Regions from separate parts of the Mus musculus genome. Here all the other regions are linked to region 2. The links are chromatin loops, found by intact Hi-C in ENCODE. Cell type or tissue: left cerebral cortex. All regions are shown on one strand.

Region 1 (8,000 bases), 160 kb before region 2:
AGAGATGGCTCAGTGGTTAAGAGCACTGGTTGCTCTTCCAGAGGTCCTGAGTTCAGTTCCCAGCAACCACATCAGGTGGCTCACAGCCATCTGTAATGGGATCTGATGCCCTCTTCTGGTGTGTCTGCAGACAGCTACAGTGTGCTCACATACATTAAATAAATAAATAAACAAACAAACACTGAAAGTGTGAAATACAGGGTAAAATTTCTGAGATATTTAGAAGTTAAAATATGTAGGTTGTAATGACTATAAAATATATAGTTGCTGTTGTTCTATTACTGTGAAAAGACACCATGACCAATACAGAAGAAAGCATTTAATTGGGAGCTTTTTTGTTTGTTTGTTTTTTTGAGACAGGGTTTCTCTGTGTAGCCCTGGCTGCCCTGGAACTCACTCCGTAGACCAGGCTGGCCTCGAACTCAGAAATCCACCTGCCTCTGCCTCCCGAGTGCTGGGATTAAAGGCATGCACCACCACCGCCTGGCAGAAGAAAGCATAGAAAGCATTTAATCGAGAGCTTCCTTATATTTCAGAGGCTGAGTTCATGAGTGTCGCAGTAGGGGATGTGGCAGCAGGCAGGCATGGCACTGACACAGTAGCTAAGAGCCTACATCCTGATTCAGAGGCAGAGAATAAGAAACTGGGCCTGGTGTGGGTGTTCAAAACTTCAAAGCTCACTCCAGTGACACACCTCCTCCAACAAGGCCACACCTCCTAATCCTTCCCAAACAGTTTCACCAACTGGGGACCAAGCGTTCAAATGTATGAAGCTATGGAGATGTTCTCATTCAAACCACAACACAGCCTAACCTACACAGTAAATTCCTTGGCTACATAGTGTGAGATTTTGTATCATCCTTTGTTTTGGTAAATCTCCATCCCAAATATACCCCGGCGATGAAAACACAACACAGTTAATATGAATACATGCTGTGCACCTAGGTTGGGCAGATCTACCACTACACTACCATCTTCCACATCTATGAGACCCCTTAGAACTTGCAGTTTCTCCAGGCCATGTGCTTCTGCTCTGCTTTTCTTCTTCCTCCTCCTCTACGTCCTCTCCCTCTTCCATTTTCTTCTTCTCTCTCCCACCTTTCACTCCACCTTCCCTTTTATCTGCCCAATCATCAGCTCTTCTTTATTTTACAAATTAAGGTGGGAAGCAGGTTTACAGGAAATCACCTGAGTGCTGACTCATTCCTTGTTCGCAGCCCCTCACAGGAGAATGGAATTAATATCAAATATAATTAGCCCCAGGGCTATTCACAACCATCCTTTCTAACAAAAAAAAAGTTGTTGGACGAAAGATTGTTGTCATCATATGTAAAAAGAAAATTGCGTACCTATATGTATACAAACACATACACAAAATAAAAATTAATATTTAAAAAATGACTTGAAGAGACATTTTTTCCCACATGTTGCAAACTATCAGGAGGAATGTGAAGTGTGCTTAATGTCTTTAGCCAGTGAGAAAATGAAAATGGAAACTGCTATGAGATACTACCTGATACTCATTAAGATAGTCACTATTAAAAAAGTCAGAAATATACCAAACAGTGCTGAGAGGAAAGGGAAATCTGTTACACTGTTGGTGGGAATGTAGCTTACTACAGCCATTATGGAAGACAGCATAAAGGTTTCTTAAGTTAAACAAAAAAAGAACGGGTGGTAATGAACCCTGAAATCCTAAGTACTCGGGAGGTGAAGGCAGAAGGGTCAGGAGCTCAAGGGCATCATTGGCTGCACAGCAAGTTCGAGGCCAGTTTGGATAAAATGAGAACGTGTCTTAAAATGCACACACACACAAATACGGATGTTCGCATGCACCATTTGTGGGTTTAGGGACCCACAGAGGTCAGAAGAGGCATTGGATCCTCTGGAAATGGAATTAGAGAGATTTGTAAATATTTTATTTTAATGATGCATGTATGTGTAGGCGTGGGGGGTGTGTGTGTGAGTCTGTACATGTGAGGGTGCAGGCTGTGGGCTCTCATGTGAGTCCTGAGGTTTGTAAATGCTCTCAGATGCTGAGCCGCTTCTCTGGCCCTCCTCGGGTCTTCAATACTTTTTTATAAAAAAAGTATAACTTAAATTTTTAAAAATATTTTGTTTTAATTATGCATGTACGTATGGGCATGTGTGTCTGGATGACTTTGTGCCTGTGAGTGCAGTACCCAGAGAGTCCAAAGGAAGGTGTTGGATCCCATGAGTTTGAATTTCAGGTGGTTGCAATAGTGTAGATGCCAGGATCTGAATCCCCCACACCCTCTACAAAAGTGGCATATGTTCATAAGTGCTGAGTCATCTCTAAATTCTAAGAGCGGCTTGCCTAGTATATGTGAGGCACAGAAAAAAAGTTTTGAGGCAGGCAGTGGTGAAGCACGCCTTTAATCCCAGCACTCGGGAGGCAGAGGCAGATGGATTTCTGAGTTCGAGGCCAGCCTGCTCTACAAAGTGAGTTCCAGGGCAGCCAGGGCTACACAGAGAAACCCTGTCTCGAAAAACCAAAAAAAAGTTGCTGTGTCATCGTACTGTTGATGGGCCCTAGAAAGTCCTGTTATGGATGCTCCCTCTAGGTTTGTCTGTTTGTTCGTTGGCTTTATTTAGTTTGTGATGCTGAGGAGCAAACAGAGCAAGTAATGTCACTGAGCTATTCCTGTAGCCCCTGCCTTTGATTGGTGGAGTTTCTGATTTCTGTAATATTCTAAACTGTAGATCCACAGGTTGTAGTGAAGGGACAATATGAACCCCGTTTGTCCTCATTTTGAGGACCAGGCCTGATTAAAAAAAAAAAAAAAAAAGCCATAAGGCACCAGCTTCGGGAAGAGACTCTAAGTATCAGAAACTAGGCCATAAGACAGCAGCTCTAGGAACAGACCATAAAACCCAGAACAAGATCATAAAAGCCCCTCCCAAAGAACAGCCTGGGATAACCACAAAACGGGGAAATATCTCAGAATGAGCGATCTGTGCTGGACAGCCCTATTTTATGGTTGGACACTCATCCATAGGAATGTAGACCACTGACCACCTGTAACCTCTAGCTCACCTGTAACCCACCAGTGAAATCTTACATTACCTAATCCTTCCAGAGAGTTTCCTGCCCCCTCTAAGAAGGCCTGCATGCCTTTATCTAGGTTCGACATTTCAAAGACTGGTTGACCTCTTCATGCTGGCTGCCTCTGCAGAATAAATGCTCTTTTGTTTTTGCATACTGAGTCTGGGGTCTTCCTTCAGCGGTTTTCAGACCCTTACATAAGGAGGTGTAGATGGAGGATGCTGGAGACTTGGGTCTCAAGTATAAATATGAGTACCCCAAAGTTGTTGGCATTGCTAGAAGGGAATCTGAAAAGAGAGGGGAACGCTGGGTCCAGAGGAGAATTCTTAAGATACCCAGATTGGTAGGATAAGCTCAGGTCATGAGTGAACACAGAGAGATGGGAATCAAAGAGAATGACCATGTCAGAGAGGGAAAACCATCCTAAGAAAGGGAGGGTAGTTGGGCGTGGTGGCGCAAGCCTTTAATCCCAGCACTTGGGAGGCAGAGGCAGATGGATTTCTGAGTTCGAGGCCAGCCTGCTCTACAAAGTGAGTTCCAGGACAGCCAGGGCTACACAGCCTGTCTCGAAAAACAAAACAAAACAAACAAATAAGAAAGGAAGGAAGAAAGAAAGAGAGAGAAAGAGAGAAAGAAAGAGAGAAAGAGAAAGAGAGAGAGAAAGAGAGAGAGGAGAGAAAGAGAAAGAGAGAAAGAGAGAAAGAGAAAGAGAAGAGAGAAAAGAGAAAAGAAAGAAAGAAAGAAAGAAAGAAAGAAAGAAAGAAAGAAAGAAAGAAAGAAAGAAAGAAAAGGAGGGTAGACTCCCTCATGGAAAAGCTGGCGAGTAGCAGCAACTTCTGTCAGGGTGAGACTGTAGAGCCGATGACTAGTCTCTGTTTGTTCAGCCAACTGCTTATTACTAATACATGGGGAGAAGGAGACGTAGAGCCTGAACCTTCCAGGAAAGTTGGCTGAGGAGTGGAGGCATGGGGGTAGAAATTAGACAGGGAATCTGTCTAAAAGTCACTGTCAGTGTTAATGCTGAGCTCTTGAGCCATCCTTCTATAAAGTACTCTTTTTAATGTTCATTTCGTACAAATTAGCCAAGGCCTTGTAGGGTGGAACTTTCTGATTTCCTAGCATGGGCCCTTACTGACTTAGCGGACTGCAAAGCTAGCCTGAATACCTGCCGCCTACAGGACTGTAACACTAGAGGGCGCCATAGACATGCCCGCCCTCCGCAGCTCCTCCCCACCCTCACATCCTATACACCAAAGCTCCCAACACTTCTTCGACCAGCACTCGAAGAGCTTCCCCTCGCCTGCCCATGACGTCTGCCCATGACGTCTAGCTGACTGGTGAGAAAGAACCTCGCCCACGGACTGACAACCAATTGTTTGCAATATTGTCGGGCTCGCAGGGAGATTTTTTTTTTTTTACGCAAAGCTGATTCAGATTTGGTTTTGGACCATGGCTGTTCCATCGCAATGAATTAATACAAGTTCTGTCAACTTTCTCAGTACTCACTAGGGCATCTATTTGTAACAAATTCTTCTTTCTGGCATGTGCACATGTGCACATACGTACGTGTGTGGTCATACAGTTTTTTTGTTTTTTGTTTTTGTTTGTGGGTTTTTTTGTTTTGTTTTGTTTTGTTTTTTGTTTGTATTTTCGAGACAGGGTTTCTCTGTGTAGCCTTGGCTGTCCTGGAACTCACTCTGTAGACCGGGCTCGCTTCGAACTCAGAAATCCTCCTGCCTCCCAAGTGCTGGGATTAAAGGCGTGCGCCACCACGCCCGGCTAAGATTCTTATTTTTGATCTTTTATTTTATGTGTATGTGGTTGTGTGAGCTTATGTGCCTCACATGAATGCAGGATCTTGCGGAGCAAAAGAGGCATCGGATCCCATGGAACTGGAGATACAGACAACTGTGAGCCACCATGTGGTTGCTGGGAATTGAACTCAGGACCTCTGGGAGAGCAGCCTGTGCTCTTAACCTCTGAGCCATCTCTCCAGCCCCAACTACCTGAATCTTGAGCTCAGGAGACAAGGTTCAGTTTATATGATATTTAGTCAGATTGTACAAAGAAATCCTGGTGAAAATATCTAGAAAAGAATGGAGTTTGGGAAATATAAAGTCAGCAGTCGTTTTTATTTTGTGCTCTGTGTATGTGGTAAGGCACAGCAGCGAAGACTACACCAGTTAGCCCCAACCCCTCAGGGCATGAAGACCAAGAGAAGCCCATGGGCCACGGGAGGGAGCATCTGTCTCCACCACAGTGGCAACCCACCTCTTGGATTTTAATGTTTGTGGAAAGTGCAGGCTTCCAGGAGTCCTGGGGAGAGAAGAAAGATATAGGACATTGAGAATACTCTTACTTTTATGAGCTGTTTAGCAGAATGAAAGGAACCTGAATGGGCAATTCAGTATCACATAAATTGTGCCAAGGCTCATTGTTCTGCTAGACTCATGCATGCTGTGCCCCATCCCTCCCATCCCTGCTTCCCTACACAGCTCCTGAGCCTCCCACGGGGAGGGCTCCACACAAGGATAGAGAAGCTGTCATGTGACTTTCCTGCCCTACAGGCATCCCCAACTTTGCTTTTAACCAGTGAGGCTCTGAACTTGAATTCACATAAGGAGAAGCCGCCTAGGAAGGCCCTTCTTCCCTGAGAATGCGAGGCAGATGGTAGCTGGCAGTCCCCAGCAACGTCTGAGCTGGGTCTAAGGATGGAGTGGAGAAAAACAAAGCTAGACTGGTGTTCTCTGGAGCATACAGGTAAGGGAAATATTAACTTGGATTCTGTCACACTAAACCTCAACAATCACATTGCTCACACTAGAATTCCATGTGGCAACTTGTAAAACACATATATAGCATAGCTTGGCACAGTGCAGCACAGTGTAGTATAGTATAGTATATTGTCTCCGACCGTCAGATCTAGGGATTAAACTCAGGTCATCTAGCTTGTGCCACGGGCTCTTTTCCCCACTGAGCCATCTTACCAATCCACATGGGGCAACCTTGAAAGGGCCATCACCCCAGAGCAGCACAGTCTCCGAGGCTGTATCTCCAGCACAATAACTTAAATGAAGGCCAAGACTCACCTCCAAACTCCAGTGGGAGACTCACCACTGTATATCCCATGCACCCCCTCGCACTTTACAAATGTTTTCAGGTGTCCCCGCTAATCCCCAAACAGATGGTAAAATATATTTTATCCTATTTCAATTCCTGGAATATGGCATTGCAGATGCTGCTTAGCAACTTCCTAGCTAGCCAGAACTTATCATTATTGAAGTTCCCTAGAACAGAGCTGTCTAAAAGGATGTTCTATGAACAGAGCTGTCTAAAAGGATGCTCTGTGATAATTCTTCTTGCTATGGCTACTTTCAATTAAAATTGTAGCTGGGTGGAGTGAGGATATGATATCTAGATTTAATCCAGCTGTCACCTGAACTTGCTCTGTCACACCTTGCTAGCCATTGCCATATTGGACAGGGACCTCTAATAAGTTCAGTGCCCCTTTTTATCTTCTTAGGAATTGTGTGCATATAATTCGTCCACTGCCTTAGTATCCTGGGTCTGCGACCCCTTAACAATATGTGCATATAACCCACGTGGTTGTATATGCTAGGTTTTGCCTTGCTCACGTGGCTGTTTCCTAAGGGTTTGAGTTCTTGTAACTACCATTCCAGCACCCATCGCTGGGTTTCTCTGCGACCTCTCCACAGGGTTCATTCTACTTACGTGAGGTTGAGCACTTCCTCATGTTACCGACAGATTGCATGTACTCCGCTCCTAAGTATTTTTCAGGTGTGGTACCCTCTGGAAGTTTAACGAAACATTTGGTGTCATCCCTGAACAGAAGGTCCTTGGTGGTGGACTTGAACAAACAGAAATTGCCGGTGCAGTCACTTCCCCCAAATAAAGTCTGTCAAATGAGCAGAAAATAGACGTGAACCTATGTCTCGGACTGGAAACACCTGCAGGAAACTGAAAGGTCCAAGCCAGCCCTGGGAACAACAGAAAGCTACAGAAGATATTTATAATTGACATGGCATTTTTTTAAAAATCGACACAAGAAACAGAGGTATAAAACGCTGTAGAAAGGTTAAACATTTCACATTGAGTTTCTTTAAATATTTGGTAATGCTGCTATGAAACTGTTAGTGATTGTAAGACTGCTTGACTCAAATCTAATGTCAAACTAGAAACACCACTGAAGATTATCATAGGCTTTGGAAGGAACTTTTCAAAGTATGCTAGCCTATTTCTTTTAAAACTAATGACAAATTAAAAGGCAGGCAGCTATACCAGAAGGAAGGGTAATTTGTGTGTGTGTGTGTGTGTGTGTGTGTGTAGAGTGGCCCTAGGGATAAAGTGTTCCAGTGGCCCCTGTACTCGCTGCCCCCCAAGGCTGGCCCTGACAGGATTTTTCTGAGAGTAAGAGTCTTGTATTTTCCAGACTGTTAAGAATATGGTGCAACTGATACAAGCAAGAGAAGGAGTAGTCAATTCCGGTCCTTAAGACTCATACGAAGGAACATTAGAAATTGTTTTCAGAAAAACATTCTCGAGGAAAATAAAGTCCCGAGTCAAGATCCAGATGAGCTGGAAGGCAGATTCTAGGCTCGGAGGGGTTATGGGTCAAGTGGGAATTTGTCTGTCCTGACTAGGAGTTCCACAGGAGCAGAGCCAGGTCTGAGGAATCCAGTCCCAGCTAGCACACTGTGTGCCCTCCCTGTAAACACACATTCCCTAAGACGTGTGCATGCACCACTTTATTTATTTATTTTTTTGTTAACTTAGAAACATGTGTGTATGTGGTATTATTTCCATTTAATACGTGAAGAAACCGAACGTGGACATTTTAAGCCATGTGCCTAAGATGGCGTGGACCGAAAGCTGCCGAGCTGAGATTTGAACTCAGATATTCTGATCCACGGTC
Region 2 (8,000 bases):
GTAACCCCAGCATTTAAAGACTTATGATGTCAAGAAAGAGGAACAACCTAATTTCCAATCTGTATTTAAGACTAAGACTGTCTCTCAGGGCTCAATAACAGAGCACTTCACCTGTAACTCAAAAAGACAAACAGAGAAGTAACCACCGTTTGGAGGCTGACTGGTGACCTCAGCATGCAAGCTGAGGCAAGAGAATGATGACGTCACTGATACTTTCTCCAAAAACTAAAGGTCACACCTAGATGGTCCTTGCCACCAAGCCTAACTACCAGAGTCTAATCCCCAGGATCCACAAGGTGGAAGAGAACTAACTCCTGTTGGTTTTATTCTGATATGCATGCCACAGCATGCTCACACAAAATAAACTGCAATTTTTAAAAGACAAAGGAAAAAGAGAAAGCCAAATTTCAGTTTTCCCTTTTAACATACAACCTGTCCAGCCATATAAAATGATGCTGGTCACTAACAAATAATATTCATGCCATTTAAATCATCATCTAATACATTATACTTATCATAAACATCAAACATCCAGAGAGAATCCTAAAGATCTGTAATTTTAATGAGAACTTTGATAGCTAAAACAATGTTAGGAACTGATTGCTCAAGTCCAGGTTCTGCCATCTCTGTCATTTAATGGTCAGGCTTTCAAGATGATACTGGCTGGCTTTTAGATATCACCAATACGAAGAGCAAATTTATACACTCAGTACATATATCACCTTCGTAACAGGAAGTAAAAAATTCTAGCTTTCATTTGAAAAAGAGATGGGAACATGTTATTCTCTAATGGATCGTAAAAATCTGATCAGATAGCACAACACCATTGTCTAACAGTAGCTTATTAGCTAGTATGAAGTTTATAATTACCCAGGCTAATTGTGGTTTCCAATCTTCATAATTTTTTCAAGAGGTTTTTTTTTTTTTGCCTTTTTAAATTGTAAAGCCATGTCAATACTATAATTGCTTCAGGGATGAAATAGGTAATCATCTGGGTGTGGTAATATCCCAACAACCTAATGCATCCAAAAAAGGTGAAAAAGATTCCCACCTACATGGCATTTACACCTGCATACACTGAAGCAGTTGCTTTCAGTTATTCATTCACTCTTTGAATCTATTCACTCACCAACACAGTAAATCACAACTGTTCATCTGTATATATGGTAAGAACACTTGCTGTAAAAGTAAAAAGAGCAGAGTTCAAACCCCTGGCCCCCACATGAAAGCCAGGCATGTCAACACTGCAGGGCAGAGACAAGTAGATCCTAACAGTTTATTAACAACTTCCTGACTCTAAAAAAGTTAAAATAAAGAATTTTATATCCTGTTAGAAAACCAGTTCAATTTAAATGTTCTCCATAATTTAACAAAATCAAATTTTATACTGAAAAAACTTGAAGGCCACCCCTCTACCTTCAGAAAGTGTTACTTTTACCCACTAAAATTCAAGTCAATATGTCCAGAAATTACCACTCAAGGGCATAATTTAACTTCAGAGCAGGGACCACATCCAGATAAAAGAAAGGAACCTGTAAACTCCCTCTCCAGATTTATAGATCAGACTTGGAGATACAAAACAAGAACATTTTCTACTTTTTCTTTTAAGTTTTGAGATAGGGTCTCACTAAATTGCTCAGAGTAACCTTAAACTCACTCTAACCCAAGCGCACCTGATTTTTCTTATTCTCCCCACCTCAGCTTCTCAACAGCTGACAGTTAAGGCTTTCACCACCAAGTATTTTCTAAAATTACTCATAAGCTTATATACTGCTCTTGTAGAGGATACAAATTCAGTCCCTAGAACACAGCTCCCAACTACCTGTAACTCCAGTTTCAAGGGAACTGATGCGCTCTCTTCTGGCCTCGACAGGCACCTGCATGCACATACATGTACATATACATCCCAGACATACATATGTAATTAAATCTTTAAAAAAGGAAAAACAAAGCAAAACAAAACACTAAAGCCACACCAAAAAGGGAGATAACTTCTAAGTTCCCTACTATAAAAAACAATGTTTAATTTGGTAAATTCACAAGTGAGAACACCTAGGGATATGAATGCCTGGGTGGTACAGACACTAACCATACATTAAAATATACTACCTGGCTTTTCAATAAGTTACCTCAGATCATATATAATCTAGATTTTAAAAGATTAATTTAGAGTTAAGAAAGTTATTTCCTCAACAACTGTCCCATATGGTCACTGGAATTCTCTACAAATTGCAAGCTTCAAACCAAAGACAATTTCCAATCATTTTGCTTGTGTAAGATGAGTAAAGGATTTTAAGGCAATAGAGCCCTACTCACTTTTGAACTTCAAAAACCTTACCTTAAATACTTACCCTTTCTACTTAAAAAAAAAATCTTTCCAAACATGTTACTTTTAAAACCAGATCTAAAATGAACTACCACAGATTGAACGTGACAATGTAGGTTCTCTTAAATCAACCAATCCAACTGTGAAAATGACTGTTTTCCTGAACTTTGAAAACCAGTCACCTCAGAGCCCGAAATGGCAGGTAGCACAGGCCTGCAATTCCAGCAGCTCAAGTTCAGTCCGGAATACACAGCTAAGAACTGTGCAAACGAGGGCTAGGGTAAGCTACTTTTGGGGATAGGTTCAGAAGAGCCTCTATTAACGTTCAATTTTTTGACTGGGGTAGTGGGTATTCAAGGTGGCTTCATGGTCAATGCAAATTCGTGTATGTTGGAAGTATCCTACACTGCAATTACCAGAGAGAACTAGAAAACAATTTTACTAAGTAAGTAAAAGAAAAAACTAAGTTCCTGCACAGCTTGGTGGTACATTTGGGTGGACACTTTAGAATTAAGAGTTCAAGGTGACATGTCGCTCAGCGGTCTTCCACAGATCAGGGTCCAGCTCACAGAACCCACACTAACAGCTGTAATTCCAATTCCAGAAGACAGTACAGACATGTATTACACAGGCAACTCGCTTCAAATATTTTTTTTTGGAAAAAAAAAAAAAAAACAAGCCCCTTCTTCTCCTGAGTCACACAGTAAGTTCTCAGGGCAGCGAGTGAACTACAGGAGCCCTACTAGGGGTAGGGAAGACCACCTAAATTCAAACACGAAGTGTTAAAAATTTTTAAATGACAAAAATCCATTTTAGTCAAGCCAAAAATCCACATAGCTGCAAATAGGGAAACCACAGGATTTTAGAGTTGGCAACTAATTTAATGACACAGAGGGCATTTAAAAAAAAAAAAAAGTAAACGCGTGCACTACTTAACAAGGTTACCTAATCCCACGTGTAATCACATCCTACCTTATTTGCATTGCCTGAACTCTTAATCCGCTGTAATCAACCTCTCTTTGCTCAAATTCTTTCCACTCATTTTCATCCTATGGAAGAAACAACACCTGATTAGTTTTTGGTAAGCCCACTTCAGACTAAAAGGCATCAAGGGCCAACGGGATTCCCCAAACTGGTAAAGGTACCCGCGAAACATCGAATTAATTAATTAGAGATCTTGGTAAACAGATTCCAGACTCGGAAAAATTCCATCAGTGGTCGCCAGGATTCTTGAGTCGGTCTAAGAATCGGCGGCAGTCAACACCGAGAACCAGAGAGTCTAACTCTCCAGGCCCACGTGGTGGGAAGAGAGAATTTACCCCGGCCTCTAACCTCTCCGCACACGTACACAGGAGTGCGCGCACACAAATAAGCAAATAAATGTGATCTTTAAAAAAAACAAAAAACAACAACAACAACAACAACAAAAAAAAAACAAAATTGCAGACAGTGACACAGACCTTTAATCCCAGTACTCCAGAGACAGAGGCCGGAGGCTCTTTGTGAACTGGAGGCCAACCAGAGCTACACCGTGAGACCTTGTCTCAAAAATTGGGGCTAGTGGCCGGACGGTAAAGTTTAGCCCGTTCCTGCAAGATCCGGAGACGTGCCTAATTCCCAAACGCCCTCTCTGCCGCCGCTTTTACTTAAACCCAAGCCCAGGGCGAGCTGAGCGGCGGAGAGAAGGCGACAGAAATTCCACAACTCAATTCCCAGCCCTGCGTGGCCGTGGTTGGGAGAGTAAGCCACGCTGGCCCGGGCGGCACAGAGGAGCCTCGGAACACCTTAAGAACATGAAATCCGGCCCCAGCGGGGCTCAAGCGGGACCACGAGGACTCGGGCACACGTCACCCGGGGACCGGCCCAACCCCCGTGGCCCAGAGGGCGCGGCGCGCAGAGGGCCGCGGACGGGGGCGGCCAGACGAGCCCCGGGGGCCGAGGACCGCGAGCCCGCCCGCCCGCCGGGCCGACGTGCGAAGCCCGAGTCACGTGGCCTCCCGGGCCGGCGGGGGCGGGCACATGCGGCCGGCCGCCGGCCTCCCGACCCTCACCTTCGTTATGGCCTTGCCGGCGGGGCCCGCGCTCCCGCCGTCTCCGGACCTCGAGCTCCCGCCGTCTCCGGACCTAGCACCAGAGCCCGAGCTCCCGCCGTCGCCCGACCTGGAGCCGGAGCCCAAGCTCCCGCCGTCGCCCGACCTGGCACCGGAGCCCAGGCTCCCGCCATCGCCCGGCCTGGAGCCCGCCGCCGCGCTGCTCCCGCCCGCGCCGCTCGCCGCGTTGGCCGCGCGACTGCTCCGTTCCTTCTTCTTCTTCTTGTCCCTCTTGGCGAAGAAGTTGTCCAGGCTCCGCTCCTCGGTCTCGGCCATGGCCGCGGTCCGGATGGGTGGGGCCGGCGGAGGGCGCGGCGCTCGCGGCTCCGAGCTCTGGGTCAAGGCCGGCTGTGCGCTCAGGCTGCAGGGTGCGGCGTCGCCTCAGCCCCGCGGGGTCGCCGAGGCGCGGGCGGCAGGGCGGCCGGCTCCCCCCGTGCTCTGGTGGTACGTTCCTCGCTGGGAACCGCGAGCGTGGAGCAGGGTCGCGCCCGCCCCGCTGCCTGAGGGACAAGGAAGGCGCGCACCGGCGAGCGCTCGGCTAACGACGGCGCGTGCGGGAGGAAGACGCGCGGGCCTGAGGAGGGGGAGAGGGGACGGGGAGGGGAGGGAGGGGAGGAGGGAGGGCGGGCCACCAGCAGAGAGAGGCAGCGCCGCGCCTGCGCGCTCGGTTCCGCCCGCCGCTGTGGGCGCGCCGAGGGGGGCGGGCGGCGGGATGAGAAGGGGGCGGGTCTTCCGGGAGAGCCAATCAGATGCCCGGACGGAGCGCTTAGGTGACAATCCGTTCCTTCTACGGGGCGGTGCCCTGTATGGGGGCGGGGAGAAAGCGGGTGTAGGCAAAGAGAGTGACGTCCCTAGTGACTCCTGCCTCCGATTGGCCAGGGAATTTGCCTTGAGGGCGGGCATTTAGAGGGTTGGTGACTTGGCTGAAGAAGACCAGCCGGAGGGGGCGGGTGTGCCTTGGTTGCGCGCATGCGCAGGGTACACGTGCGTCTGCTCGCCAGGACTGTGGCCTGGTAGGCGTTTGAACTTTCAGGAAAAGGAAAGAGACCATGTTAAGCCAGCTATGTTCAAGCTTGGTCCTCCTGCCCTGCTTTTCTGTACTCGCACCCTCTCTGGTCGGGCACCTATTACTTTTCTTCTGAATGGAATGCTTTTGATGAGGAGCGCTGGATTAGTATTCGTGGTTCCATTTACGGAAGGATCTTAAATAAGCCAGTGCATGAAAGGAAGGGAACTGATTTTGACTAGCTGTGTCTACCAGGGTCAGGCTAAATAAATCTGACCCTCTAACGCTAGCTCTTGTGAGATGGAGAATGGCTGGGAATGTGATTTTGGTGGTAGCGTGCGACAGGCGCATGTCAGCGCAGAGTCTGTCCACAGAATCACAAAAAGAAAACACACAAAACCCCTCCTTTTCCTGGGTCTTCACCCTATTGGCACATACTATGTGAATACTTGATCCCCGAAACATCTGCAGCCCAGAAAGCTTTTTGTTTGCTTGGGGGAGATTGCTTTGTTTTGGGACCGGGTCTCACCTACCCCAGGCTGCTTTGAACGCCATACATAGAAAAGATAATGTGTTTCTGACCTTCCAGCCTCCACCATCCCAAGTGCTGAGAATTCAGGCATGCACTTTTGTGCCTATGTTAGCGATACTAGGGGTTTCCATTCTTGCTAGAGAGGCTCTCTACCAGCTAAAGAATGAATGACCCAATACAGATGTTGGAGTTTCCTTGTTTTTAGTTACACAATTGCACCTAGAATTGCTCCTGCTCTGACTTGAGTTTGAGTGATTGCTACAGTTTAACTTTGGCTCCTATGCTGGATCTTAGGACAGAGAAGGGGATAAAAAATATCCTTGTTTCCACCTGACTTGACTTTGGGGCCTTGGAGAATCAAATGTGTGTTTCTCTATGAGACGTGTGGTCTGGGTATGCATTAAACTTCTGCTTCCTCTAAAGGGTAGAGGAGAAAGCTGTGACAACCACTGAGGAAATGGCTAAGTCCTATGTCTGTAGCCTTGGGGGAAAGATAGGACCCAGCTAGTAAATGGAGGGATGTCTTTCCACACCTGTTCCCTCCTGTCTTTCCTTACAAGTCCTTCCCTAGTTGTGGCTATTGAAGACCTACATTCTGAACATATCGATGGATAAATGAAGGCTCTATGGCTGTAGCCAACAATAAGAAGACCTTTCTTTTGTTTTGTTTTTTGAGACAGGTTTCACTATGTAGTCCTGGCTGCCTTGGAACTGGCTCTGAAGACGGAGATGACCTCAAACTCAGAGATTCACCTGCCTGGGCCTCCTAAGTGCTGAAATTGAAGGTGTGCGCCACCACACCTGGCTAATAAGCAGACATATTTGTTCTCTTCCCCCAGCCCAGGATGGTTCCTAGGTGACTTCCTTTTGTGACACCACATATCTTCCTGTGGTATTGTCCAAGTTCAGCACTGCCCAGTGCCACCAGCTTTGCTTAACATCTCTTAGCAAACTTTCTTTTTACCTTCCTTGTCTTCTTTCCTCTTTCCTTCTTTTTCTGCCCTTTCCTGCTCCCCACCCCCCTCATTTTAAGACAGTGTCTAAAGTATCCTAAATTAACCTTGAACACAGAGCCAAGGATGGTCTTGAATCTCCACTTCCAATTCTCTCTCTCTTTCTCCTTTCTCTCTCATTTTGTTTCTGTTTCCTTTCATTTGTTTTTAGGATAGAGTCACCCTGTGTAGCCCTGTCTGGCCTTGAACTCAGAGATCTTCCTGCCTTTGCCTCCCTCTGCTGAGGTTAAATCCCACCACTGTCTACAAAGCTGTTTCCTGTATCCTGCAACTATTTTATCAGTTGAACACCCCACCCATTTTTCTCCTTTCCAAAAAGATGTATTTATCTTTATTTTATGTGCATGCATCAGTACATGGATGTGACTGTACATCTGAACCCCTAAGCCTGGATTTACTGTGAGCCACTTGATATGGGAGCGGGGAGCTGAACACAAGCCTCTGGCAGAGCGGTAAGTACTTCTCATCACCGAGTCCTCTCTCCAGCTGGCTCTCTCTCTTCCTTAAACAAGGTCTTCCTGTGTAGCCCAGGAGGGCCGAGTGATAGATAACACTCCTGTCTCTGTCTCCAAAAGTGTTGAGGTTCTAGGCCTACACTGCCAAACGTGGTTTGCTGTTGTTTCTCATTGCTGGTGGTCTAGGTGAATGCAGGTGTGGTACACAAGCACCTGTGTGTTCATGATCGCCTTGGAGGCCAGTGGACAACCTTAGGTGTCCAGGCCTCAAGTGCCGTCTACATTTTCTGTTTGTTTGTGTATATATGCATGTGATCCCAAATGACATGGTGTATATGTCGAGGTCAGAGGGCAATTTGCAGGCAGTAAGTACCTGTATCCACACAGCCATTTTGCCACTCCACCTTTTTTTTTTTTTTTTTTTTTTTTTTTTGATGGACATAGTTTCTCACTGGGGTGCACTTGGAGTGCACTAATTCAGCTAGGCTGGCTGGTCAGTGATCACTAGGGATCCCCCTGTCTCTGCCTCCCCAGAACTAGGGTTACTAGGACCCCTGTAACCTGCCAGGAGGAGGGTA
Region 3 (8,000 bases), 640 kb after region 2:
ACTTAAGGAGGGGAGAATGGGAGGAAGGGAGGAAGGGAGGGGGAGAGAGGGAGGAAGTGAAAAGGAGGAGGAGGGATGGAGTGGAAGGGAGGAGGAGAGAGTGAAAGGGAGGGGGAGGGAGGGGTGGAAGGGAGGAGGAGAGAGTGAAAGGGAGGGGGAGAGATAGGGTGGAAGGGAGGGGGAGGGAGAGGAGTGGAAGGGAGGGGTGGGGTGGAAGGGAGGGGGAGAGAGTAAAAGGGAGGAGGAGAGATGGGGTGGAAGGGAGGGGGGTGGGGTGGAAGGGAGAGGGATGGATGGGGTGGAAGGAAGGGGGAAAGAGTGAAAGGGAGGGGGAGGGAGGGGATGGAAGGGAGGGGGAGGGTGGGGTGGAAGGGAGGGAAGAAGGAAGGGTTTATTTTGGCTCAAAATTTGAGAGTACAGCCCCTCTCAGCAGGAAGGCCTTGTGGCCAGACTATGAGAAGGCTGCTCACATTTCATCTGTAGCTAGGAAACAGAGAGATGAGCCCAGGTGGACCAGTGGCTTTCTCCTGTGAACTCACTCTGGGACCCCAGCAAGTAGGATGGTAGTGCCCACAGGAGGACCAGAAGTCTAAGGTCATCCTTAGCTACAAAGAAAGGTTGAGACCAGTCTGGGCTGCAGGAGATTGTTTCGAGGGGAGGGGAGGGGGGAGGGGAGAGGAGAGAGGAGGGGGAGGGGAGGGGAGGGGAGGGGAGGGGAGGGGAGGGGAGGGGAGGGGAGGGGAGGGGAGGGGAGAGGAGAGGAGAGGAGAGGAGAGGAGAGGAGAGGAGAGGAGAGGAGAGAAGAGAAGAGAAGAGAAGAGAAGAGAAGAGAAGAGAAGAGAAGAGAAGAGAAGGAAGGAAAATCTAGAGAATGGTCCTCAAATCTCTGAAGGAACAGACCTCAGAAATCAGCAGCTAGAAAGGCTTTGAGAACCTAGGGCAGTCTTTTGGGTACTCTGATAGAGCAAATGTTTCCCTTTGGATCTCATGGTACTAACTGGAGAAATCAATATGTAATCCTTCAACTTAGGAGAGTCCAAAGGCTAGAAGGGTGTCTAAGAGGTCAGAGAAAACACGACCAGCTAATTTGAGGGAAGGAGTTCAGGGCATTTGTGGGGGTGGGGTGGGAGTTAAAACGGACCAGCATTCCCAGAGTTCCTTGGAGGAAAGGCTGTTTGCTTTGTGATAGATATGAAGGGTGAAAGATTGGATGTCAGCCATGACAGTGCTGACAGCAGACTATTCTCAGCCATCAGTCTCCACCGGCTAAAGAGAGCAGATGGCTAGATTAAGTAAAAGTTTGAAGTTCTAGCTCCAAGGTAACTTAGGACAACTCCCCAGGGCCGTCCCAGCTTCAAAAGTCTCTGCAGGGTTGGCTGAGGTCTTTGCTGGGAATGCTGCACAGAGCAACCTTGCACTGATTCCCCTGCCTTGCCCCAGGTACCTACCCAGCATTCTCTGGTAGACATCTTGCTTGCTTATCTACATCTCAGAGTTGGCTTTCCAAGAATCCTAGGGATGCCTGTGGATGGAGTGAGCCACCAAAGACTATCTTAGGTCAGCCCAAGGAGGCTCTGCATGGACTGATGCTTAAAATGCTACCAGATTTCTTACAGCTGGGGATGGAGTAAGCAAGCACTGGAATAAGATTATATCCCCCTTGGGTAATGAGGCTCCCGGTAATGAGGATGATGGCAGAGAGAGTGGCTGGCATTCGGAGACTGCCTAAGAAAAGGGCAAGTATAAAGATTACCAGCACCCAGCTCACAACAGTGTTGAGTCAAAGCCACTGCTCACTTTTCTGTCCCCTCTAACCTGGGGTACCAATCTGGGATGGGCAGGAAGATAAGTTAGCAGACCAAGGACAACTTGGAACAGTAGCACGCGTTCCCTTCCTGCAAACCCTGTACTTAACAATTTTCTTCCGTCTAGAATAGGGTCCCTGGCATCCTTATCGCCAGGCGTTATAAAACCTGAGCTTATCAAGGATGGGGGTGGGGGGAGAGAAGGGTCGCGGGGGTGGGGGGGTTCAAGTGGTGATGCTTCGAAGTTCTTTCCTGGCTGGCATTATTTATTACATGTTTCCTGAGAGACACACTAGGCACTGAACTGCCTCCAGAAAAGAGCCCTTTAGTCAGGACCACAGAAACAGTTGCGGCAGAGCGGGGGCAGATGGGTATGTGATCTAGTTCTTGCTCACTGAGACAAAGTTCACGCAGAGGGAGCAGAGCTTGTAGGTTTGGGCCTAGTCTGGAACCTTCCCTTCTGGATGTCCGGATCTCCTGGTACCGCCCAGCTTGCCCAGCTCAGTCCTGCCGCCTGCTCCTGCAAAGCAAGTTCTCAGGGCCGCCAGCTCCGTGATACCCATTCCTCTCCTCCCGAGTCTCATTTCTCTCAACCCTCCCTTGTCCAGCTCCTCTACTGGTCTCATTCAGAAGAGCACGCCCCCGCGTGTCTGGTCACGCCCCCAAAGCCTGGCTCCGCCCCACAGGACTCCTGGCCACTCCCCCTCTCGTTGTCCAGCCAGGACCACCTCTCCGACTCTCTGACTGGTTTTCTCTTTCTTCTGCTGCTGCCTTACGCCCCACTTACCGGGCTACGACCCTAAAATCTGGCCCGACACTCTCTCTGGGCACTGCTCTTCTCAACTGACCACACCTCCTCTCGCTGCTACGTCCCACCCCTCTCTGTTAGCCTTAACATCCCCAGCTTGCTCGGCCACGCCCCGAAAGTATGGCTCCGCCCCTTCTCAAGACGGCCACTCTTCTTCAACACCACGCCCCTCTAGTTGCCACGTTACGCCCTTCTCCCCAATCACCAGGCCCGGCTCACTTACTGCTCCGCTCTTCCCTCCAAACTCCGCCCTCTCCTCTACAGCACCTCGCCCCACCATCTAGGCCCCGCCCTTAAGGCCTGGCCACGCCCCGGCCACCTCCCTGCTCCTGGCCACGCTCCTCTCTGATTTTGGTTTCTCCCTGCGGCGCTCCGCCCCGCTTGACAGGCCCCGCCCTCCTGGTCCCGCCTCCTCCTGGCACCCAGCCGACTCTCAGCCTCAGCCGGCCGCGGGCATCATGGGCACAGCCTCGTCGCTGGTGAGTCCCACTGGCGGGGAGGTGATCGAGGACACGTACGGGGCAGGCGGCGGCGAGGCCTGCGAGATCCCGGTGGAAGTGAAACCCAAGGCCCGCCTGCTGCGCAGCTCGTTCCGCAGGGGCGCGGGAGCCGGGCCCGGGTCGCTGCCTCGCGCGGCAGGGGGCGGCGGGCTGCTGGGCGCCAGCTTCAAGTCCACCGGCTCGTCTGTGCCCGAGCTAGAGTATGCGGCGGCCGAGTTCGAGCGGCTCAAGAAAGAGTATGAGATCTTCCGGGTCAGCAAGAACCAGGAGTTGCTGTCCATGGGCCGCCGAGAGGCCAAGCTGGACACGGAGAACAAGCGGCTGCGGGCGGAGCTGCAGGTAACGCGGGACCGAGAGCGTCGCAAGCGGGAGGCTCTGAGGAAACTGAGACCCGAGCGCACCGCTCAGCCGCTTGGTGGCACCACCATCCTACCCCAGCTACAAACCAAGTTGTTTTCTAAATTGTGCAAAAGCTGCTCCTCCTTTATGTGGAATCATTATTTGAGTGTAAACTAATTTCTTATCAGCATCTTCCCCTGCCCCTTTCAATTTACGGTTCATTCATTAAGACACGTTGAATCAACCCAAGTCCTGAAGTCGAAAAATTTCTCAGAGCAACTACACACAAACTCCTCCCGGTTTTAGGTATCTCCAAAATGGAGTTCTTGGGTTAGTTTTCTTCGCGAAGTTCGGCAGATTCTGGGGTTTAATGATACGATAGGAATTTTTCTGGAAACCTCCTGATTTTATGGTTTTTAACTGTTGTGATTAAAAGTCTTCCCTGAGAGTACTCAAACTCTCTTAGTCCATTTAGTTAATGGACTAAACAGTTACTGCAATGCTATTGTAGGCCTTATAACAGATCGCCTTTGATTCATTCGGATACTAGGTAAAGCAGAACTTCTCGGAGTAAAAATATGGGACTATATGCCGTGGGTTCGGAGCCTCTCTGGTGGTCATTTGTTTATACCTTTCTTTTCTGTGAGAGGGATCTCTGACAGCCCAAGAGCTCCCGGCACATCAGAACTTAAATAAACATCACAGATTTTTTTGTAAAAGAAGGCTCCTTCCTTCTAGTAGGGCATCATTCCCATAAGCTATGAAGCCCTTCAGAATCTGCTGGGCTATTAGCATATTATCTGGGAAGCTGTTCTCACCCTCAGCTCCCTGCTCGCCTCACTTTCTACTGGGAGACCAATGTGCTTGCCCTTATAAAGTGGACTTGCGTGTCCCTCGTGTATGATGTCATGTATGTGCACCACTGCCCACTAAGAACCATGTGAATTGCAGGGAGAAGGGGTTAGCAGGATAAAGAGGCCAGTGCAGGGAGGACTGACAGACAGATGTCACAGATCACAGATCAGCAGTTCCAATTCCCTGTGAAACCTGTTGTTCCTTTCTTACCTGCATCATCGTGAGAAAACTCCCTCACATTTATTTCATTCAGCCATGTTGACATTTACTGGAGGCCTCTGATGGATCCAGACGGTGAATGGCTCAGGAGAAGAGTAAAATGATTAATATATAATGCCAAGGAGCACAGGAACCTTCATACGTACTATTCTTCAAGCTAAACCTTACAAATTGCGTGTCTTATTCTCTTAAAAACCCAAAGCATAGAAAAATCCTAGTGCTGGTGCAGTATTTCAAAGAAAAAGCATTAATTTCCGTTGAGAGCTCATTGCTGAAGAACCTGTTTACTAGGATTCAAAAATGTTTGCATTTTTTTCTATCTTGCTTGAAATCGTTGACACCATAGAAGTGCCTGGTAATTGATAAGAGAGTGAGTAGAGAGAGTAGAGATCCCAACATACGTAAACATGTATGTAAAAATGTAAAATGTGAACGAAAGGCCGTTTTTGTTAGGTGATAACAAGGTGAATCATTGCAGGCACTTCAGAAAACTTACCAGAAGATACTTCGGGAAAAAGAGGGTGCGTTAGAAGCAAAATACCAAGCCATGGAGAGAGCGGTCACATTTGAACATGACAGAGACAGGGTTAAAAGGCAATTCAAGGTAAATTCTTGATATTTCTTCCCATCCCCACCCTCCCCTAAGTGACATAGACTAAAAGCTAGTTTTCAAAAGTGTTTAGAGCCAAGTGTGGTGGCATATACCTTTACGCCCAGGACTCTGGATGCAGAGACAGACAGATCTCTGTGAGTTTGAGGCCAGCCTGGTCTAAAGAGTGAGGTCCAGAACAGCCCAAACTTCATAATGAGACCCTGTCTTGATTTAAAAAACAAAAAAAAAAAACAGCAACCAAAAAAACTTTTTTTCATCTGATATTTTGCGGAACATAGATAAATCAAGTAACAGCTGTGAAGCTCGTAGAGCTAGACCTACCAAACTTTTGGAAATGTTTGGGGATATTTTGTTTCGCATTTGGTATGAGGGAAACAAATGTGTCCCATGTCACACACACCCATGCTGTCAGACTTCCAGCAGGTTCCACTGCGAACAATAAAATGAGGGTCCGAAGAAGTATTTCTGTTACAGATGAGGAGACTGAGAACCAAATGTATTTTGACTTTATGAATAAATGTTTTTACCCCCCCCCCTGAAAACTTGGTGGCACAATTCTGTGATTACGGAAAAAACGTTTCAAAATTAAACTCTACCTTTTAAAAAGATTTTTAGGGAAACCAAAGAAAATGAAATTCAGGACTTACTGAGGGCCAAGCGAGAGTTGGAGAGCAAACTTCAGAGGCTGCAGGCTCAGGGGATCCAAGTGTTCGACCCTGGGGAGTCTGACTCGGATGACAACTGCACAGATGTCACTGGTGAGCTCATTTCGTGTCCCACTTTCCACAGAGCTGTATGGATGCTCGAGATGGTCAGTCATCCTTTTGCTCTCTGTGTGCAGGATTAGTGCTTACTCTGCTCTTACAAATGGGAGACCTTCTGTGTCTCTCTCAGCTGTCAGGACATCATCTCCTCTAAGTGTATGATGTCAGGAGCAACATTTTCTCTTGTTATTGTATTCTGCCATCCATCCTAGTCCATGGGGTGCTTGCATGCATGTTCACACTCATGTGTGAGCTCTTTCTCTTGTCTCTCTGTGTCTTTCTATCTGTCTCTCTGTCTGTGTTTGTGTGTCTCTCTCTGTATCTCTCTGTCTCTCTGTCTCTCTGTCTCTCTCTGTGCTGTCTGTCTCTTTCACCCCCTCACCCCACCCAAAGTACCTATTCTCCATTTTTCTCCAAAGGAAAAAAGAAGGTACAGTGTGCATGCTGTTTTTTCTTGTTGCTGTGACAAACTGCTTGGCAACAAACTACTTAAGAAGAAAGGTCTCGTTTCCGCTCACGGTTCAAAGGCCACACCCGTCACTGCAAGGCTGTCACAGCAGCAAGAGCATGAGGCAGCGGATCCCATTGCCTTTACAGTTAGGAAACGAGGATCCTGTGCTCAGCTTGCTTTCCCCTCTCCATACATACAGTTTGGGACCCCCAACCTGTCATGGAACAGGTCACTTTTAGGGTGGGTGTTGCTATCTCAATTAGCCTAGTCTAGAGATCCCTATCAATTTAACAGTCAAGATTAACCTGTGAGGTAGCTACAGGGTGAGGGGCACTTTCACCCAGGCCTGATGACCTTGAGTTGTATCCTGAGCCCCCACAAAGCTGCAGGAGACAGCTGATTCCTGAAGCCATCCTCTGACCTCCACACGAGGGCAACCACAGGTCCATGCCTATGCGCATGCACACACATTTGGAAAACTATTTAAAAAAATAGCATCACAGGTAGACAAACACCCTGCTTTTCTTGAAGGCACAATCTGAAATACAATTCCCTCTGCTCAAATGGCTCTGGCCAAAGCCCAACCTAGACTGCAAAGGGTAATCAATAGATAGGTAGATGTGTGTCAGCTAAAGTGTGTCACCTAAGGTGGGAAGGGGAGCTAGGCATCATGGAGTTATATTGTCCACAGATTGTTTCCCATATAGTGATGTCATCTATGCAACTTTGTAACAATTGTGGTCTCACTGTTTCCAACCTAGTTCAGTGAGTCACTCAAAAAGCTTTGGTTTTATAATAAACATATAAAACACTTTTCTATTAAAAGGTGATTAAAAAATCAAGAATTGAAGGCATTCTCCATGTTTCAAGAAAAAAAAGTCAACGGTGTTAATATGAGATAAAGGAAACGCTTCTTGTAGGTATAAGGAGAAATTGCTGTAGCCCTCCTATTTATAAGGGTTGGGTTCTAGTCTTACAAAGGGATGTTGTTGGGAGAAAGATACAGCAACTGGCAGTTCCCCCCTAGTTTTCATTATATTCTCATTGCATTGTGGCCACCATCTTGGGACTCTTACTACTAACATTTGAGAAAAAGATGCAATGATTCTGACTGGCCAAGAGCAGCTGCGAAAGTCCCTCCTGCTGCCACAGAGCCGGATGGATTGCTTCCATTTTGGTTGCTCAGATGCATCAAAGCTACTGTAGTTGTCTTGGCAAGTTAACAGAAACAAGTCGATGCTCCCTTTTTGGTCTTTCTCCTTGGTACATTGATTTAAACCTGAAGGACACAAGGTATCAGTGCCCTGTTGATCGGCTACCTTCAAAGTCCCTTCATAAGCCGGGAAGAATGCTATCCCCTGTGAATCTCAGCAATCAGGAGGTAGCGGCAGGTAGATCTGTGTGCATTTGCGGCCAGCCTGGTCTACATAGTGAGTTCCAAGAGAGCTAAGTCTCATGAAGAAAAGAAAAGTCCCTTCTCATTTTAATTGATACATACATGTCCAATTGCAGGTAGATTTTTAGAATTGTTTGTGTTGCCTTTAAAGTCCCTGATTTTGATTTTTTAAATAAATTTATTAATTTATTTATTTTGTGTATATGTATGTGTGCATGTGGGTAGGAGTGCATGTATGTGGACATCAGAA

Evidence for each region. Hi-C counts contacts between places; a loop is a spot of excess contacts. Peaks named below come from ENCODE experiments on the same cell type or tissue, not always from the same donor. Only the 100,000 strongest peaks of a DNase experiment are listed, where the experiment ranks them.
Region 1: it touches region 2 in a loop (2.7-fold over the local background); 5 of 42 quality-filtered maps call a loop at or near these places.
Region 3: it touches region 2 in a loop (3-fold over the local background); 10 of 42 quality-filtered maps call a loop at or near these places.

What each region holds. Positions count from the first base shown.
Region 1 is chr9:103,203,696-103,211,695 of GRCm38, forward strand. Trf (transferrin) reads right to left here. Exons shown (of 17, transcript NM_133977.2): 16 at 6,800-6,983; 17 at 5,181-5,383. The coding sequence ends at 5,349. Among named protein-coding and RNA genes, the nearest start is that of Srprb, 5.6 kb to the left of the region's middle. In left cerebral cortex, a CTCF peak has its summit at 4,236 (motif pointing right); a DNase peak (open chromatin) is centred at 4,330; H3K4me3 peaks cover 292 bases.
Region 2 is chr9:103,360,677-103,368,676 of GRCm38, forward strand. It overlaps Cdv3 (carnitine deficiency-associated gene expressed in ventricle 3), which reads right to left and starts at 5,104. Exons shown (of 5, transcript NM_175565.3): 1 at 4,378-5,104; 2 at 3,299-3,375. The coding sequence starts at 4,692. In left cerebral cortex, a CTCF peak has its summit at 3,518; DNase peaks (open chromatin) are centred at 3,591, 4,174 and 5,269; H3K4me3 peaks cover 2,472 bases; H3K27ac peaks cover 1,663 bases.
Region 3 is chr9:103,999,710-104,007,709 of GRCm38, forward strand. Nphp3 (nephronophthisis 3 (adolescent)) reads left to right here and starts at 2,835. Exons shown (of 27, transcript NM_028721.3): 1 at 2,835-3,452; 2 at 5,005-5,130; 3 at 5,747-5,897. The coding sequence starts at 3,072. It overlaps Gm33054 (predicted gene, 33054), which reads right to left and starts at 2,650. Exons shown (of 2, transcript NR_168653.1): 1 at 2,593-2,650; 2 at 2,051-2,325. In left cerebral cortex, CTCF peaks have their summits at 2,436 and 3,524 (motif pointing right); DNase peaks (open chromatin) are centred at 2,489, 2,853 and 3,427; H3K4me3 peaks cover 1,715 bases; H3K27ac peaks cover 1,255 bases.